Regions from separate parts of the Homo sapiens genome. Here region 1 is linked to region 2. Evidence: read pairs that join two places in POLR2A ChIA-PET (ENCODE). Cell type or tissue: GM12878. All regions are shown on one strand. Each heading gives the region's core, and the rest is flanking DNA. Links, peaks and the distances in the headings are about the cores only.

The links. ChIA-PET counts read pairs that join two places held together with the same protein. Peaks named below come from ENCODE experiments on the same cell type or tissue, not always from the same donor. Only the 100,000 strongest peaks of a DNase experiment are listed, where the experiment ranks them.
Region 1: POLR2A ChIA-PET joins it to region 2 with 14 read pairs; 2 of 35 experiments call an interaction of 5 or more read pairs at or near these places.

The regions. Positions count from the first base shown.
Region 1 is chr9:124,216,618-124,221,983 of GRCh38, forward strand. No RefSeq gene overlaps it. Among named protein-coding and RNA genes, the nearest start is that of NEK6, 39 kb to the right of the region's middle. RefSeq lists enhancers at 414-493, 1,403-1,562, 2,133-2,492. In GM12878, for the core only: no CTCF peak of the experiment used is centred there; DNase peaks (open chromatin) are centred at 294, 854, 1,426 and 2,274; H3K4me3 peaks cover 882 bases; H3K27ac peaks cover 2,708 bases.
Region 2 is chr9:124,289,149-124,294,514 of GRCh38, forward strand. The region is part of intron 1 of NEK6 (NIMA related kinase 6); the gene reads left to right. Among named protein-coding and RNA genes, the nearest start is that of NEK6, 34 kb to the left of the region's middle. RefSeq lists enhancers at 2,635-2,834, 2,855-2,964, 2,975-3,034, 3,273-4,257. In GM12878, for the core only: CTCF peaks have their summits at 3,116 (motif pointing left) and 4,791; a DNase peak (open chromatin) is centred at 2,903; H3K4me3 peaks cover 4,681 bases; H3K27ac peaks cover 4,954 bases.

The DNA of each region.
Region 1 (5,366 bases), core at 287-5,286, 73 kb before region 2:
GAGATCATACAGTAAGTTAGTGTCACAGCCGGACTTGGAGCCACATCTCCCAGCTTCAAGGCTCCCTGTTGTGCTGTGGGGAAGGGGTGCACAGGGCTGGCCCGGGGACAGGGCCTGTTCCTCACTTATGAGTGCCGTGGGCTGGGGCTCAGAGGGTGACTTGGTGCCTTGTAAGGGGGCCAGGGGCAGCTGTGGGTGGGGGTGTCCGGGGATTACTGCTAAAATAAGTAGCAGCTTCCTCTGAAACGCCTCTGTGGTCTGTGGAGGGGAAGGAAGTGGAGGACCGGAAACAGGGGAGGCAGAGAGGTGAGAGGCTGAAACTTCTGCCAGCATAGCAGAGACCAAGCTGGGCACCCCCCACCCACCCAGACACAACAGTTGGCCTCTGCCAGGCTGCAGCCTTGGGGCTGCAACCAGGAGGGCCTGGGAAGCTCAGGCCCAGCCCTAATATGGCCACCCAGAGGCTAGAGAATCCCTCTAGGTTGCTCCTGGCTGGCTGGGCTTCTTCCCTTCCTCAAGACACCAGTCACTTCATGCACCATTCTCTTTGCCTGGAATGCCCTTCTCTACATTTTCCTTTAGGGCCCAACACCAATGTCACCTCTTCTGGGAAGCCTTCCCTGACCACCCACCACACACACACACACACACACACACACACACACACACACACACAGAGAGAGAGAGAGAGAGAGAGAGAGGCAGGACAAGACAGCCACAGACCTTCATCATGAATAGTGGCATTCACTGTGACAGTGGCGTTCATCCAGTGCTTCATGTTTATGAACTGCTCTGCATGGATGATCTCATTGAATGTTTACAAAAACACAATGTGTGGTTCTATCAATAGCTTCATGTTACAGACGAGTGAACCAAGGCTCAGAGATGAGCAACTTCCCCAAGGTGGCATAGTCAGAAAATGGCTGAGTGGGGAGTGTGACCCAGGTCTGACTCCACAGCTAGGTCATTGAACCATGCACTATCCTCTGAGACTGGGATGGGATCAGTGTTGTGCAACTTGCCTGCTCCAAGGAGGCTGCATTGTGACCCTAGCAAAGCTTCATTTTCAGCCTTGCCCTTCCCAGCACCCCTGGAGTAGCTGGGAGCTATAGAGTACTCTAGGGAGAGAGGGAAACCAGCTTGTAATGAGGAAGCATTTCCATGTAAACATTTCTGGTAAACTGTGTGAAGGGATCTCAGAAGTATCTCCAAGCCCTTGATACTGTCTTGGGTTTTGTTTTCTCCTTCTAAATAAATGCTTTTGAATCTAATTTTGTATTCTGTTTCTACAGATGGGGCTTCCAAAATTGAAAAGCTTCAGACTTCACAAATCCTAGGTCCACCCTGCGGTGCCCTGTGACTTAACCACAACCACTGCACTGCCTGGGCTTCCCCAGCCCTCTCCAAGGCCCGCTTTCACTGTACCGGGGTTTTCTATTTATGGATCCGCCCTGCTACCCGCCACTCCCACAACCCCCACCCATAGATGGGCCATGAGCTCCTCATGGGCAGAGGGCGAGCCCTGGTTTCTTGGTACCCTAGGGACTGCTTGGTATATAGAAGCCCAGGACAGATTTGTTACATGAGGGAATAAAGGAGTAAATGAATGAGTGAATGAATGAATATGGGTCCCTTCAATGCCATCAGGAAGTATGAGAGATACAACTCCAGCTTTAAAACTCCAGGTCAGCTGGGTATGGTGGCTCACCCTTGTAATCCCAATACTTTTGGAGGCTGAGGTGGGCGGATCGCTTGGGCCCAGGAGTTCAAGACCAGCCTGGGCAACATGGTAAAACCCCATCTCTACAAAAATTAACTGGGCGTTGTGGCATGCACCTGTCATCCCAGCTACTCGAGAGGCTGAGGTGGGAGAATTGCTTGAGCCCCGTTAGTGGAGACTGCAGTGAACTGTGATCGCACCACTGCACTGCACTGCAGCCTAGGCGACAGAGTGAGACTCTGTCTCAAAAAAAAACTCAAGGTCCATCTCCCTGTGTGCCAACCCTGCATGGGTGTTGAGGGTGACTGACAATTTGGACAGGGTTCAGCTGAAGCCAGTCTCTAGCAAGGAGGCCCAAAGCCCCTCCGGTCACTCTGCTCCCTACAGAGGCAGCACTCTAGGCCCCAGGCCTGGACCTCAAGGCTGCAGCAGGGCCCCTGGCCGCCCCCTATAGCCTTGGAAGCCCCTGAGAAGAGGCCCTTCAGTGCAGCTGCAGCAGGTCAGACGCCTCCTCTGGAGAAGAAGGAAGTGAAAGTGCTGTGGTGGGTGAGTCATCGGAGTGTCCCTCTGGACGGATTGATGCCATGAGTGGCATAAGAGGGACAGGCTGGGAGGGAAGAGACACCAGGGTTAGGAGCCCTTTTAGTATCCTCCAGGAAGGCCCCACCTCACCTCCCAGCCCCTCCCAGACACAGGGGTCTTCAGCTTGGAGAAGAGAATGCCTTGGAGATGCCATCTTTGTCCTAGTCTCTGAAGTGGGTAGAAATTAGACAAGGTCCACAGCAGAGGGGGAAGATGGAGTCAGATGGGGAGGTCACAGAGGCTAACTGGTTGCCACCAGGGCCAGGCTCTGGTGGGCTGGCTGCTGCCTGGCAGTAGTGATGGCCAACAGCAAGTAGGGTGGTCTCCTGCCATGGGTCAGGATGTGGATTCTGGATTTGAACCTCATGTCCTCAAACCCCAGCTCTGCCCCTCATGAGCTGCAGGATCCCAGGCAAGTGGCTTCCCCTCTCCTTCCTCTGCTGTCGAGTGAGATCATAGCACTTAATGCATAGGATGAGCAGGGCATGATTAGATACATTACTGTATGTAAAGTGCATAGAAGAGTGCCCGTTCCCAGGAAACCCACAATAAACAGTAACTACTGTATCAGGCAGCATCTCATCAGGAAGCCTGAAATGCCCTAGGTTTTGAACAGAAGGGATTTAATACAGGGGCTTGTCTTCCAATGGAAGGACTGAGAAACAAAACAGGGAATGGTGCAGCCGCCCAGGGATAGGACTTTGCAGTCATATTCTACTTCCTACTGATGCTCGTCCTCAACCTAGTTGCTTTATGTCTCAGAGCTTCAGTATTTTCACATGTAAAAATGGGAATAAAAAGGACCTTTTTTAATTTATTTTTTTATTTTTTAGATGGAATCTCCCTCTGTCGCCCAGGCTGGAGTGCAGTGGCGTGATCTCGATTTGCTGCAACCTCCGCCCCCTGGGTTCAAACAATTCTCCTGCCTCAGCCTCCCTAGTAGCTGGGATTACAGGCATGTGCTACCACACCCGGCTAATTTTTGTATTTTTAGTAGAGACGAGGTTTTGCCATGTTGGCCAGGCTGGTCTCCAACTTCTGACCTCAGGTGATCCGCCCACTTTGGCCTCCCAAAGTGCTGAGATTACAGGTGTGAGCCACCGCGCCTGGCCGATATTTTTTTTTGAGACAGAATCTCACTCTGTCTTCCAGGCTGGAGTGCAGTGGCGCGATCTCGGCTCACTGCAAGCTCCGCTTCCCGGGTTCAGGCCATTTTCCTGCCTCAGCCTCCCAAGTAACTGGGACTACAGGCGCCTGCAAGCACGCCCAGCTAATTTTTTGTATTTTTAGTAGAGACGGGGTTTCACTGTGTTAGCCAGGACGGTCTCCATCTCCTGACCTCGTTATCCACCTGCCTCAGCCTCCCAAAGTGCTGGGATTACAGGCGTGAGCCACAGTGCCCGGCCGATATTTTGTTTTTAAGAATGAAATAGGATAATGTAGGTAGAGTGTTTGGTAGAGTACTGGCTCAGCGTAAGGACTCAACAATGATCCTAGCAATCGCTTATGCAACACGCTAGTTCTCATGACAGTTCTATGAAGCAAGTACTGTGATCACTATGACTCCTATTTAACAGAAGAGAAAACTGAGGCATGGAGAGATCAAGTCACGCAACTAGTAAATGGCAGAGCTGATCTGAACCAAACTGTTGGGCTCCTAAGTCCCACCCTTAACCATTACACTATGCCCCCTTCCCATTTCACCATCAACAGCTCTCTCCCCAGTCAGCCTCACTCAAGCTCAACGCCGCTCTCCTTCTCAGAATTTTACCCAGGGCCTCCAACTCAGATCAATAACCAGCATCTGCTCCCAAGGGTAACACCTGACACCTGACTTCTCACCTTTTTCCCAGGCCTGGGGCCCTGGAGTCACCAGGGTTTGAGTCCTGACTTTGCCCATTTTCCAGCCGTGGAGCTTGTAGAAGGCACTTCTCTTCCTAAAGCTTCCGTTTCCTCCACTGCAGCATGGGGAGGGAGGCTTGTCCTAAATTTGTTGGCCTGTGGTGGAGACAATTTGAAGCCACACTCACGGAGCAGGTCACACTGGAAGCGTATGTGTGTTCAGTGTGTTCCCTGGAAGCGTATGTGTGTTCAGTCCATGAAACTCTGATCAACAGTTAATCATATCCCCAGAGTCCTGGGGACACTGCCAAGTATTTCTTTGCTTTTCCCAACACGTTCTCAGCCCCTGCAGTGTGCATCGTGGGCAAGTGTGCTGGGCAGTCCTGTGTGCTTGCCCCTCTCCTGCAAACTGCTTTTCCCAGTTTCCTTTGCCAACTGGCTTCCTGTTAGGTTGGGCCAAGGGGAAGCACTGGCAGGAGATTGGAGCATGGGAGGAGGGGACAATCTGGGTATTTCTCCCTCCCTCTGCTTAGGGAGGGAGTGGGAGTGGCCTTTCCCCAGCACAGGCTGCTCTCTTCTGTGTCTTTGGCTGCTCTAGAACCACCCGGTCATCTGCAGTTCCAAGTCTCCAGGTGGCTCTGATGATTCAAGTTACTCCTGGGCAGTATCACTGCCTCTTCCTTTTGTCTCTCCACCCCTAAGTGGTAGCACCTTTTGCCATTGTGGAACAAGCACTTGCCTCACCATTTGCTGTTTGGCTTTTCAGCTCTTCCCTCTTCCAGGTAACCAATTCCCTATATTAAATTTCCTCTGTTGGAAATACCTAGAGTGGTTTCTGTTTTTCTGACTGGCCTTGAATTTTACAGCGGGCATCTTTGGCCCAAGAATTGTCTCTCTCTTCTCCACTTACAGAGTTTTTATCCTAGAGGGGCAGCATCAGACCCCTGAGGGCATGTCACAGGCGGGACTAATGGAAGAGGCTCTAGCTCCTTCTAGCTCTTTGCAGTAAACTTACTACAAGACAGCAAAGCTTTCTCATGCTACCACTGACTGTCTCTTGTGACATAGGTGGAGTAGCATTGCGCTACTCTGCTGTCTCTCTACTTCACCTTCCTGAAGACTTATTGCACAAAGGGTGGGTGGAGCTGTCGAGAACCAGGGGAGAGAAGAAAGTAGTGAAGGGGGCAAAGAAGCCCTTCCTGGCACACTAGCAAAGTGCCTA
Region 2 (5,366 bases), core at 299-5,298:
TTAAGACTTTGATTGGACACCCCCCCCGCCCCCCCCCGCCACACACACACACACACACACACACACACACACACACACACACACACACACTCCATCTGCTCCTTCGCTGAGGGGAGGGTGCTCTGGACACACTGCTGAGGATGTCCAGGTCAGGACTCAGGCCTGCATTCCCATCCAAGCTCTGCCTCTGCAGCTAGGACTCCCTGAGTCTCAGTTTCCTCATCTGTCAAATGGATACACTGTCTGCCTTCCAGGGTTGTTTTGTGAGCACACAGGCTGGCACTATCCCTGAAGGATCTGGCCCAGCACCCGACACTGATGGGGTGCCCTGGATGCATGCCTCCATATACACACCTCCATGGCTGTGTGTTGGGGAGCCCAGGAGGCATCCAAGCCACAGCCCCACGTCACTATGGCTACTATGCATGAGGAAGGCAGTGTGCAGGGGCTGGAGGGCTCAGAAGTGATCCAGGGTCCAAGAACAAATTCCCTTAGCAATTCCAGACCGAAAAGATCTGGTTTTCTAGTGCCCAGAAATGAGCACGTGATTAAATACAGGATCCCCAGTTTAATTCCAGAGCAACCCAGTGAATCACAGATCCTTTGTCAGCCGTATAAGAAGCATCTGCACAAGAAGGGCGCTTCTAGACTGTGGAGTCCAACCCACTCATGTTGCAGGTGGGGAAACTGAGGCCCAAAGATAGCCTGTGACTTTCCCAAGACCATGCAGCCCTATGGGAGTCTGGCCTGTATGAGTCCTGGGCCACCAGACCACACACAGCACAGCTCAGAGCACAAGCCACTCCTGCGGAGCTAAAAATGGCCACATACTTCCTAAGCCCAACTCCAGGGTTCAGTGAGGATCCTGGTAAGGAGAGCGACACAGGAAGGTGCAGGGGTTGCCATGGTGTGGCCCCAGATGCTGTGATTACGCGCCAGCCCCGTCACACCGTACGGGTGGTAGGACTGGGCAAAGAAGACGCCGCCACCTGGATGCACTGAGGTGTGCACAGCCACGTGGAGATGATGCTGGGGGCTCACGGTGACTCTCAGGAGGCCCTGGCCTGGCCTATCTGGAGCCTTCTCTGTGAAATGAGGCTGGTAACGCCCACTAGCAGGGTTGTAGGGGACATGGATCTGTGGCCACCTCCTCAAGGGGTGCCACACGCACCAGGTCCTGACTGGGAGTCCGGCCCCCAGGGCCTGTGGATGGCTGGCCTGGGCCCAGCCTCCGCCCCCAAGGGTGCTGGCACCTGGCATGTGCCCGACAGTTGGGGCCGGCTGGTGGGAAGGTGTGTGTCAGGTGGCGGAGCCTCGGTGCCAGGATCTCACTCACGCGTCCTCCAGGGCCTCAGCTGCTGTATGCCTGTGTCAGTCCCAGTGGCGATGAGCTGCAGATGGGGCACAGGGGTGGTTTGCCCAGGGCAGAAGTGGCTCGTTCTGAAAAAGGAAGCAGGTGCTGGCCACGGAGAGCCCCTCTTGGGGACCAGGGGCTGGGGCTGGCCTGCAGAGCCCAGATTCCTCTCACAGACTGGGTGGCGGGGGGTCTGTCTGGCCTCTGTGCCCTTGATCCCACGGTGTCCTCTACTGGGAATCCCCCTCCCCTTTAGTCCAAACCCTGCTGGTCCTTCTGGGCCACCTCAGGTTTTCTACCTGTTGTCCAAAGCTCCCCGTGACCTGGCCCCGCCAGAAGCAGCAGCCATGGGTCCTTTTCCTGAGCAGCTTCGTGCTCTTTTTAGCTTGTGGGTAGCAGTTCCAGGGCCTGCTCCTGGGGACCTGTAAGAACAGGAACTGTGTCTGAGTCATTGCAGGGTCCCGAAGGGAAGACGAACACTCCTCATCCTCTGATCCTGGATCCGCACCCTCGTTTTGGAGAATGCAGGGCCCGAATAAAGATGCAATAACAATCAAATAACAACCCCACTGATGGGGTATCTGCCTTGTGCCCCGCCTGGCCCTAAGCTCTTTCAACTCGTGCAATGTCATGTAACCCACCAGCACCCCGGGCAGTAGATACTACCCTTGTCCCTGTTTTACCCGTGAGAATGCAGGTGCACACAACTGGGACGTGGCTAAGCCAGAACTTGAACCAGGACTGCCGCCTGCCAGGGCTCTCATCTCATGGGCAACCAAGGATTTGGGCCCAGTTTACAAAGGAGAGAATAGAAAGGGTTAAGCTTTTAAAGGAACAGCAAGGGCCGGTCACGGTGGCTCACGCCTGTAATCTTACCACTTTGGGAGGCCGAGGTCAGCAGATCACCTGAGGTTAGGAGTTCGAGACCAGCCTGACCAACATGGAGAAACCCCATCTCTACTAAAAATACAAAATTAGCCGGGCATGGTGGTGGGTGTCTGTAATCCCAACTGCTTGGGAGCCTGAGGCAGGAGAATCGCTTGAACCTCGGAGGCGGAGGTTGCGGTGAGCCAAGATCATGCTGCTGTACTCCAGCCTGGGCAACAAGAGCGAAACTCCATCTCAAATAAATAAATAAATAAACAAACAGCAAGAACAGTTATGCTTTTCAGCATTTTGCTGGGCCCCAGTGTGGATAGGTGGGGAGCGAGCACAAGGACCAAAGGAAAGGACCCTTGTCCCTCCCTGAGCCTACACTGGTCTAATCGGGTGGTGCTGCCATCAGATTCCAGTCCCTGGTAAGCAGGGGGCTCCGTGGCGGCTGTGACAAGTTCCATTCACTTTGGAGGTGGCAGCCGGAGCTATTTTTAGAGCAGCGCATGGTGGGGGAGTTTCCTTTTGGCGGTGTCTGGGGACCGGAGTCTTGGGAAGGGGAAGTCCCATGCGGAGACAGAGGCCCTTCTTCCTGCACCCACCCCAGCCCAGAGAGGCGACCCAGCTCCCTGGAGGCCCAGGCACCTCATGTCTGCCCTCAACCCAGAGTGGAGCAGACCTTCCCTGGAGCTTCTCAGGAGCCACTTCAAAAGGTACCCTGACTTTCTCTGCCTCCTGCTGTGGGAACCGCTTGCTCTTAGGGGTGTGTCCAGCGAGGGATGGGGAACCAGGCCCCAGGGACCTCCAGGGCTGGAGCTCCAGGGACCTTGACCTGGCTGCACCTCTGCCACCCACCGCTGGCTCAGCCACCTGCTGGTGGGGCTGCCCATTCAGCCAGTCCCACCAACCTGACAGGACCTTTGCCACTAGCCTGGGACAGGGGTGGCTGCTGATGGCTGCTTTCACATTGAGTAATCCCTGGGCTTGGCCAGAACTTCTGAGTTTCCAGGGAAGCAGAAAAAGCAATTCTTTCTCTAGGGTGGGTTTTGTCTGCCCCTTCCTGCCTGTGGGAAGGAGAGAAAATTAGGGGAGGCCACGGGCTTGAAAGCTTTCCCTGCATGGAGGCCACTGGATGGGATTCTAGATGCTCGCCTGGGACCCAGGGTGAGTTTTTTACAAACACCGAAGCCCTCCAGCCCCCGGGGCTGTTCCACTTGGTCCTTCTTCCACTGTCAGTCAGCAGGGTAGTAGCTGCGGTTCTGCTCTGAAATCCATCCCTTCCCTTAAGCCCCAGCCTCTCCCCAGTGGTCCCCCTGGCATGAGTTGGTCTCGGGGGGCCAGGCTTCTCCCTCCTGGCCTCAGGTGTTTCTGTACTGAGTCAGCAACCAGTTACCCAGCCTCTCCTCTGCCAACTGCTGGGGCCATGGAGAGAGTGGTTTAGTCTCTACCCTCAAGGACATTTCCATGTTCAAGGAGAAGAAGACACATGAATTAGAGACAGCACGGGGGAGCAGGCTGTGGAGCTGGGAGTGACGGGGTGAGTCCAGGAAGGCTGCCTGGAGGAGATGCCCAGGAGAGAAGTTTGCTGGGAGGCAGCTCATTTCCGGCAGGAGGAGCAGAGCCTGCCAAGGCCTCGAGGTGAGAGCAAGATCATTTCCCAGGCAGGCAGGGGTCTCTGGGATGGTGGGCCTGCTAGCGGGCCTGGGACTCCTAGAGTGAGACCGCAGCTCTCCCCAGCTGCATTGTGGTCACCAAGGATCACCTCAGGCAAATGATTAAAATGCAGACTTTGGAGAGGGTTGGATCTGAGTTCAAAAACAGGCCATGCTGCTTATCAGCTGCATGAGCTCGACAAGTCATTTAACTTCTCTGCACCTCAGTTTCTTCATCTGTAAAAGTGAAGGGCTTGCAGACCTCACAGCAGGGATGTGCTGAGCTGCTGCCTGCAGTGCCCGACACAGAGGAAGCACTCAGCAGATCTCAGCTTCATCTTCAGGGAGGCTGGGAGCGGACCCAGCCTTGACCAGGTCCCAGAGTCAAGAATCTTCTGGGCAGAAGCCAAATGCTTTGTTGCTCCTTTAACTGAGAGACAAGATGTTTACAGCTTCTGCATTTTTTTTCTTCCAGAATTGGGTTTTATTACCTGAGGAGGAAGTGAAAGGTGATTGGGATGCTCCTCGATTTTCAAAAAGGCCCTGGGAACCCTGCAGTGTGCGGCCCAGTTGGTTTTGAATCTCCAGTGACTTTTGTCTGATCTGTGACCACAGGGATGCTGAGCCCTCAGCAGAGGTTTCTTGGGGTTGCAGGAGGGTGGGAAGAGCCCCCTCCACCTACTAGTCAGAGATTCATTCTGCCAACGCCCCCTGGGTGGCCCTCTTTTCACCGGGCCTGGGTGAGGCACTGGAGGTTTACAGATGACCGCGAAGGTCAGTCCCTGCCCTTAAAGGCTGGCAGAGGAGGCAGACATGCTGACAAAGGAAGCAGTTTGTGTCCTCAACAGCCCACCTTCAGGGAGAAACCTGTGTAGATGCCACCAGATGGGAAAGGGAAGAAGGGGCCTTGGTGCCCCCTGGCTGCCCACTGTGTGCTCACAGAGTCCTCGCAGCCTCCCTGCAAGCTTGGGCTGTTCCTTTTTGTGGATGGGGACGTTTAAGGCTCAGGGAGGGGACGGGACTTCCCCAAGGTCCCACAAGAAGTGCCAAGACTATGGCTGGGCATGGTGGCTCACACCTGTAATCCCAGCACCTTGAGAGGCCAGGGTGGGAGGATCACCTGAGGTCAGTAGTTCGAGACCAGCCTGACCAACATGGCGAAACCCCGTCTCTACTAAAACTACAAAAATTAGCTGGGCGTGATGGTGTGTGCTTATAATCTCAGCTACTCGGGAGCCTGAGTAGTGTGTCAGTTCCTCCCTGCCAGCCAGTCTGCCTGGGCGTGGTAGTCCTTCCAGCCCCTGGGCTTGTGCTAAGTTTCTTTCTGTAATTGCTCCATCTGGCTGGTCTGAGAAGCAGGTTCAAATGGCAGGAGAATCACTTGAACCCAGGAGGCGGAGGTTGCAGTCAGCAGAGATCGCGCCATTGCACTCAAGCCTGGGCGACAAAGCAAGACTCCATCTCAAAAAAAAAAAAAAAGTGCCGAG